2 separate regions of the Homo sapiens genome follow, and region 2 is linked to region 1. Evidence: read pairs that join two places in POLR2A ChIA-PET (ENCODE). Cell type or tissue: OCI-LY7. All regions are shown on one strand. Links, peaks and the distances in the headings refer to the core of each region. The heading gives the core; the rest is flanking DNA.

Region 1 (2,929 bases), core at 196-2,695:
ATCTTATTCTTTCTGGTTTTTTGACTTTTTTAAAACCATAATTCATGTTTTGAATTTGATGGTGGAGTGTAGTTATTGATTTTATTCAAAATGGCATTTTGAGGTTCCAACAAGTGAAGACTTGTTGATAATGGCATCACTTTTGCTGTGATGATTTCTCCTTATAGTCATGCATTCCTAAAATGAAATTATGGTAGAAGCCACCCAAAATGTGCTTACTGTGTAATAACTACCTATTTTAAGAGCTTATATCATGGAAAAGAGCTAAAGGCTAAAACACAAATTTTGAGACAGTTACTTCTAAATTGCTTTACAAACAGGATGTGTGCTGAACACAATCTTAAACTGTTTTGCTAAAGTCTGTTAAGTGTCACTAGTACACCACCAGTGTGGATATTCTGTTCATTCTTTATTACTTTCTTAGGGTGAATGCTGTTAATGCACAATTTTGCTTGCAGATAGGAGAGGTGGGAAGAGAACATGTAATTTTAATAGATAAGCGTTAATTCAGGTAAATTATCTCCCTGGAATAAAACTATTAAGTAGAAATATAAAGCTAATATTTTTTGTGTAATAGTTAACAGTTTTTATTGAGAATTGTATGAAAATATGATACCCTTGTCTTTAACTGGCGGTTTCCCTTTTTCCTTTATTGTATTTACTTCCTCCTCTCCAAGCTATCCAAGCCTGAAATCTCAATGACCTTTCATTGCATTGGTCAATTATATAGTATCAAATTTATTAAGGAAAAATTTATATATACTGATGTACATTCATTTAAGTGTACATTTCAATAAGTTTTAGTAGATATATATGCACCCGTGTAGCTACCACCACAATCAAGATTTGGAAGATGCCACCACTCAGGCACATATAGTTATACTTTTACTCTCTGAGAATGTTCTTCTGTTTCTGAGTGTCTAAATTATACCTTTAAGACCTAGCTCAAATGCCACCCTGTGAACCTTTTTTTGATTACCTCATTTTGAATTAATTTCCTCCTCTTCTGACTTTCCTTTTCACATTTTTTTTTTTCATCATTCTTCTCTGTTCTTTGTGGTGGCTAACCCAGTGGCAAACATATAGCAGGCACTTATTTGTTGACCAAATGGATTAATGTAATATTTCCTCAACTTCAGTCTTTGTGATATCATCTTCAAAATTTTGGCCATATCTTCCTGTTTGGCATACTTCCTGTTTAGTTATTAATATTTCTTTATATCAATGTGATTATTAAAGTAATATTTTAAAGGAAACTTGGAATAACTTTGAGTAAAAAGCAGGTGGCACTTGCCATAAACAGAAGGTGGACGTATACGTAAAAATAATGAAAATCAAAGTCCCCTTAATTTCTAACTAGAAACTATTGCCTGCAGGAGGCTCTAAGCCTAAAACTTGCCCTTTGTTTAAAAGTGAGATTGGCAAGAATTTCAGTGGTGTTAACATCTTGGCACCAAACTGAGACTTTCTTCTTGATACAGTCAGAGGAACTGAAAGAGAATGAAGAGGAAGTAACCTTTTTTTTTTTGAAATGGAGTCTCACTCTGTCATCCAGGCTGGAGTGCAGTGGAGTGAGCTCACTGCAACCTCTGCCTCCCGGATTCAAGGTATTCTCCTGCCTCAGCCTCCTGATTAGCTGGTATTACAGGCACCCACCATCACACCGGGCTAACTTTTGTATTTTTAGCAGAGACAGGGTTTCGCCATGTTGGTCACGCTGGTCTCAAACTCCTGACCTCAGGTTATCCGCCTCGCCTCTGCCTCTCAAAATGCTGGGATTACAGACATGAGCCACTGTGTCCGGCCCCTCCTCATTTAATTCAGTGTCACTTAGCTCTGCCCTCGGATCTTATAAAATCATCCCACGTCTCCATTTGGTGGCCCAAATTTTTGTAGATACTAAGTTAATCAGTGCTTGAAAATTCCTTAGAATTTTATCTGTGCAATAATTGAGAAACAAAGCCTTAATTGTAAATTAAAAAGTGTACTACAATTACCTTAAAAAATATAGTAAAAAAAGTTACTTTAAAAAATAGTACAAAGATAATATTCTTGAATCAGATATGTCTTTATTTTTTCAAAAATGTTCTGAATGTTACTGATGTTACATCCTACTAGGGTACATTAGCCTTAAGATAAACATTTGAATCTAAAATCTAAATCAGAAAACAAGTGGGAACCTGTTATATGACAAAGTGATGACTGTTGATTCAGGAGTGATGAAATGTTAATATAATGTTTATCTGGCAAAGCTCCTGTATGAGTAGATGAGGTAATAAAGTTAAAATAATCTCCTATCTCCTTTAGTTTTTTCTCTCATCACTTAAGTTTTATATAGCTATATTTTTATATTTTAATCCTGCCGAAGACATTTCTAGACTTTTTCCTCCTGAGATGACACCTTCTACTCTCCTGTGGAAGGAGTTTCGTATGAACATACTGGAAAATAAATTCCCTGCTCTTATTTTGTAAAATACATTTTGTATTTAAAGTTGCTGGAGTTACTTATAGGCATATATCCATATTATGAGCCTAACATTTGCTGTTATTTCGTGTTCATGAACAAAGAGCTTGAGTAAATAGACCCTTTCATTTGGTGTTAACGGTTTCCAAAAAAAAAAAATTAACCTGAGTGGTGATAAGTTTATCAGTACACACAATCATTTGCTACTCACCAAGAGGTCAGATTCCTGGGTTTTGTTTTTGTTTTTGAGACGGGGCTCTGTAGTCCAGGGTGGAGTGAGATTCCTGTTAATATAAGGTTCTGGGATACAACCTAAAAAATTGGAAGTAAGTAAAGAGCCATCTTGGATGCATAGCATTTATTTCACAAACAAGTGGTTTCTTTCCTGCTTCTCACTGTAAAATAAGGGAGCAGTACAGAAGCAATATAGGTAAATTGTCATCATTTAGAAGTGACAGCTGACTA
Region 2 (2,929 bases), core at 263-2,762, 120 kb after region 1:
AGAGCGAGACTCCGTATCAAAAAAATAAAAAATAATAAAAAAACTGCCTTGTAGGAAAAAACGTTTCATCACTTACATTAGTTAATAGTTAAGAACCAAATACATGTGGGATGACTTTACTGTGGTGGGATAATTTACTTCAGAACATAAGTTACTCTGCTACCATCGTCGGTATCTGGAAAACCCTCTGGTAATACAACAGAGGGTAAAAAAACCAGTCCAGGTATTGGAGATTGAGTAGAAATTTCCTTTTGAAATAATCTCAGGTTAAAACCAGATCTTATGCAAAAGGAAATGCTACTGTTGCAAAGTATACTTTTCATCTAATATTTTACAAAAAGACATTTTTGTTAAGAAAGGCAAAAGCTGCAAAACAGAACTATGTGGAAAATAATATTGTAGTTTACAGTGAGCTCCAGCATGGGAAAATGATATAAATATTTGAAACAATAATAACACAGATTACAAAGTAAATCTTTAAAAATAATGAGTTCAAATCATGTGTTGACTCTGTAGGGAAAAAAAAATAAACCTACAGAGGGGGTGGGAGACATTTATTGAGTGCTTCTCTTGTGTCAGGAAGTATTTTACATACATTATTCTGCAGCTTGGGTTTTGGAGTAGGGTTTTAAACCAGAGTCAGACTCCAAACCCCAAGCTGCAGTAGTGACTTAGCTACTACATCCTACTAGAAAGGCCAGGCAGGTAGACATGCAACTCAGGGTAGTTCCACTTTACTTCTTTCCATTTGTCTTGGATTAAAACTGATACAATCGTTTATATCACGTTCCCAAAGGTTTTTTTTTTTACCAGTAACTCTTATCATCACCTGGTATCTCTACCAATAACTACAAAGGCATCTTGTTGCAGATTCACAGCTTCTTTCTCGCTGATGTCAATAAGCACTCTCTGCATATCTTGTTCCTCAGCATTTGCTAAACAGGTGGCATGTTCCTCCCAGGATGGTGCCAACATTTCACCCAAAGGATCAACCAATTTTACACCATTGTCTTCCTTAAAAGAAAAACAAACAATAAGCAATCTGTGCATACTCATGAGGCTGAGTTGAGAACAGAACTCAAAAGCTGTTTCCCTTCAACCAAAGACAGTGATGGCTGAGCAGCTTCAACAATAAACACCAAATATTAATACTGGACCCTGGATTAGGTATTTTATGTATATATATTACCTCATTAAATCCTCATGACACACATAATCAATTAAACTAATAATCCTATTTTAATTTCAATCTTCGAGAAAACTGAGCTTCAGAGAGGTTAGGTAATTTGCTTATGATCATACAGCTAACAAATGTCAGTACTGATATTAAAACAGCAAGTCTATCTTACTCGCCTAAAAACACTATGCCACACTAGCCTTTGTAAAAGGCTGTGATCTGTGCATCCACTATCCATAAACTGACTAGGGCACAAGTGGAGCAGAATAAGGGCACACAGAGATCCTTCTCACTATGACTCGGAACTCCAAGAACACACTAGCCAGCTTGTCAACCAGCGGGTAGGACAGACACTGAAAACTGCCTCCCAACACTGTTCTGCTCAAATTCGTGGAAAGAAAGTGTAGTTCACAGTGAATGTCACCTGAAAGAAAAGAGAATCATTTTGAGAAGTGCCTCTGGAACTAGCAATAAATGTGAGGGTCTTCCTAGAAGTCAATCAGTCAATCAATTATGGTGACTTACATATTTAGACATATACACATTTATAATGATCACATATTTGGACAAGCAATGCCCTTGTTTGGGGGAAGAGGAGGTTACAATCCTTCACAGACCTACACCACTTTAACTTGCTGCTGATTTAGCTACAAAGGCAAAAATCCCACAGCCCCAGCAATCAAATAGAAGCATATTATTCAAACCCTGTATTAATGGCCTATAGCTAATAAAGAATAACTACATTGTGTCAAGAGGTTGGCTAAGATATAGAAACAACAAAAGTGCTCATAAACAGATAAATGGATGAAGAAAATGTGGTATATATACACAATAGAATATTATTCAGCCTTAAAAAAGAAATACTGCCATTTGCATCATGGTTGAATCTGGAAGACATTATGCGAAGTTAAATAAGCCAGACACATGAAGACAAATACTGCAGGCTCATAACATACATGTGTTATGTAAAAAAGTGAAACTCACAGAAACACAGAGTAGTATGGTGGCGGCTAGAGGGTAAGGGAAATGGGGAGATGCTGGCCAATGGGCATAAACTTGCAGTTATAAGATGAATAAGTTCTGGAAGACTAACGTACAGCGTGGTGACTATAGTTCATAATAATATATATTGAAAATGTGTTGAGCGTACGTCTTAAGTATTCCCACCACAAAACAAGGTAACTATGTGAGCTAATGGATATGTTAATTAGCCTGATAGTGGTAATCATTTCACAATGTATACATATATCAAAACATGGTGTTGTATGACTTGAATTATACAATTTTTATTTATCACTTATACCTCAATAAAGCTGAAAAAATAATTGTGTCAAAAAGAATACTTTGATTAAAATCTAACTGTCACAAAGACTAGAACTATCAGGCGTCATCAATATTCTGCCAAAGCTCACCTGTTTGTTCATTCAGAACAAGAAATTATTGCCGAGCTATAAAAACCTGTCTGAAAATGTTCAAAATGTTTCTTTTCAAATCTTTACCCTTCCCCACCCAACCCCAATATCTTTAATCACTGCTAAGTTAACAAAGGAAACAATTTTCAATTACTGAAAATGTCTTAAATCAATAAATTTGGAAGGACATTGTTATTTCTCTAATATGGACACTCCAAAAAATGACAGTATCTTTTCATTCTTTCCACACCCTTAGGAATCATGAGCTTAATGATCATGCTCTTAAAAAAAAAAAGTTGTTTCACATCCAAAGCACATATAAATGAGAAGGCACATTCCT

The links. ChIA-PET counts read pairs that join two places held together with the same protein. Peaks named below come from ENCODE experiments on the same cell type or tissue, not always from the same donor. Only the 100,000 strongest peaks of a DNase experiment are listed, where the experiment ranks them.
Region 2: POLR2A ChIA-PET joins it to region 1 with 8 read pairs; 13 of 35 experiments call an interaction of 5 or more read pairs at or near these places.

The regions. Positions count from the first base shown.
Region 1 is chr6:83,069,702-83,072,630 of GRCh38, forward strand. The region is part of intron 1 of DOP1A (DOP1 leucine zipper like protein A); the gene reads left to right. Among named protein-coding and RNA genes, the nearest start is that of DOP1A, 3.5 kb to the left of the region's middle. RefSeq lists an enhancer at 1,494-1,553. In OCI-LY7, for the core only: no CTCF peak of the experiment used is centred there; a DNase peak (open chromatin) is centred at 1,470; H3K4me3 peaks cover 1,736 bases; H3K27ac peaks cover 1,667 bases.
Region 2 is chr6:83,187,785-83,190,713 of GRCh38, forward strand. PGM3 (phosphoglucomutase 3) reads right to left here. Exons shown (of 13, transcript NM_015599.3): 3 at 830-1,014. Among named protein-coding and RNA genes, the nearest start is that of PGM3, 4.0 kb to the right of the region's middle. In OCI-LY7, for the core only: no CTCF peak of the experiment used is centred there; no DNase peak of the experiment used is centred there.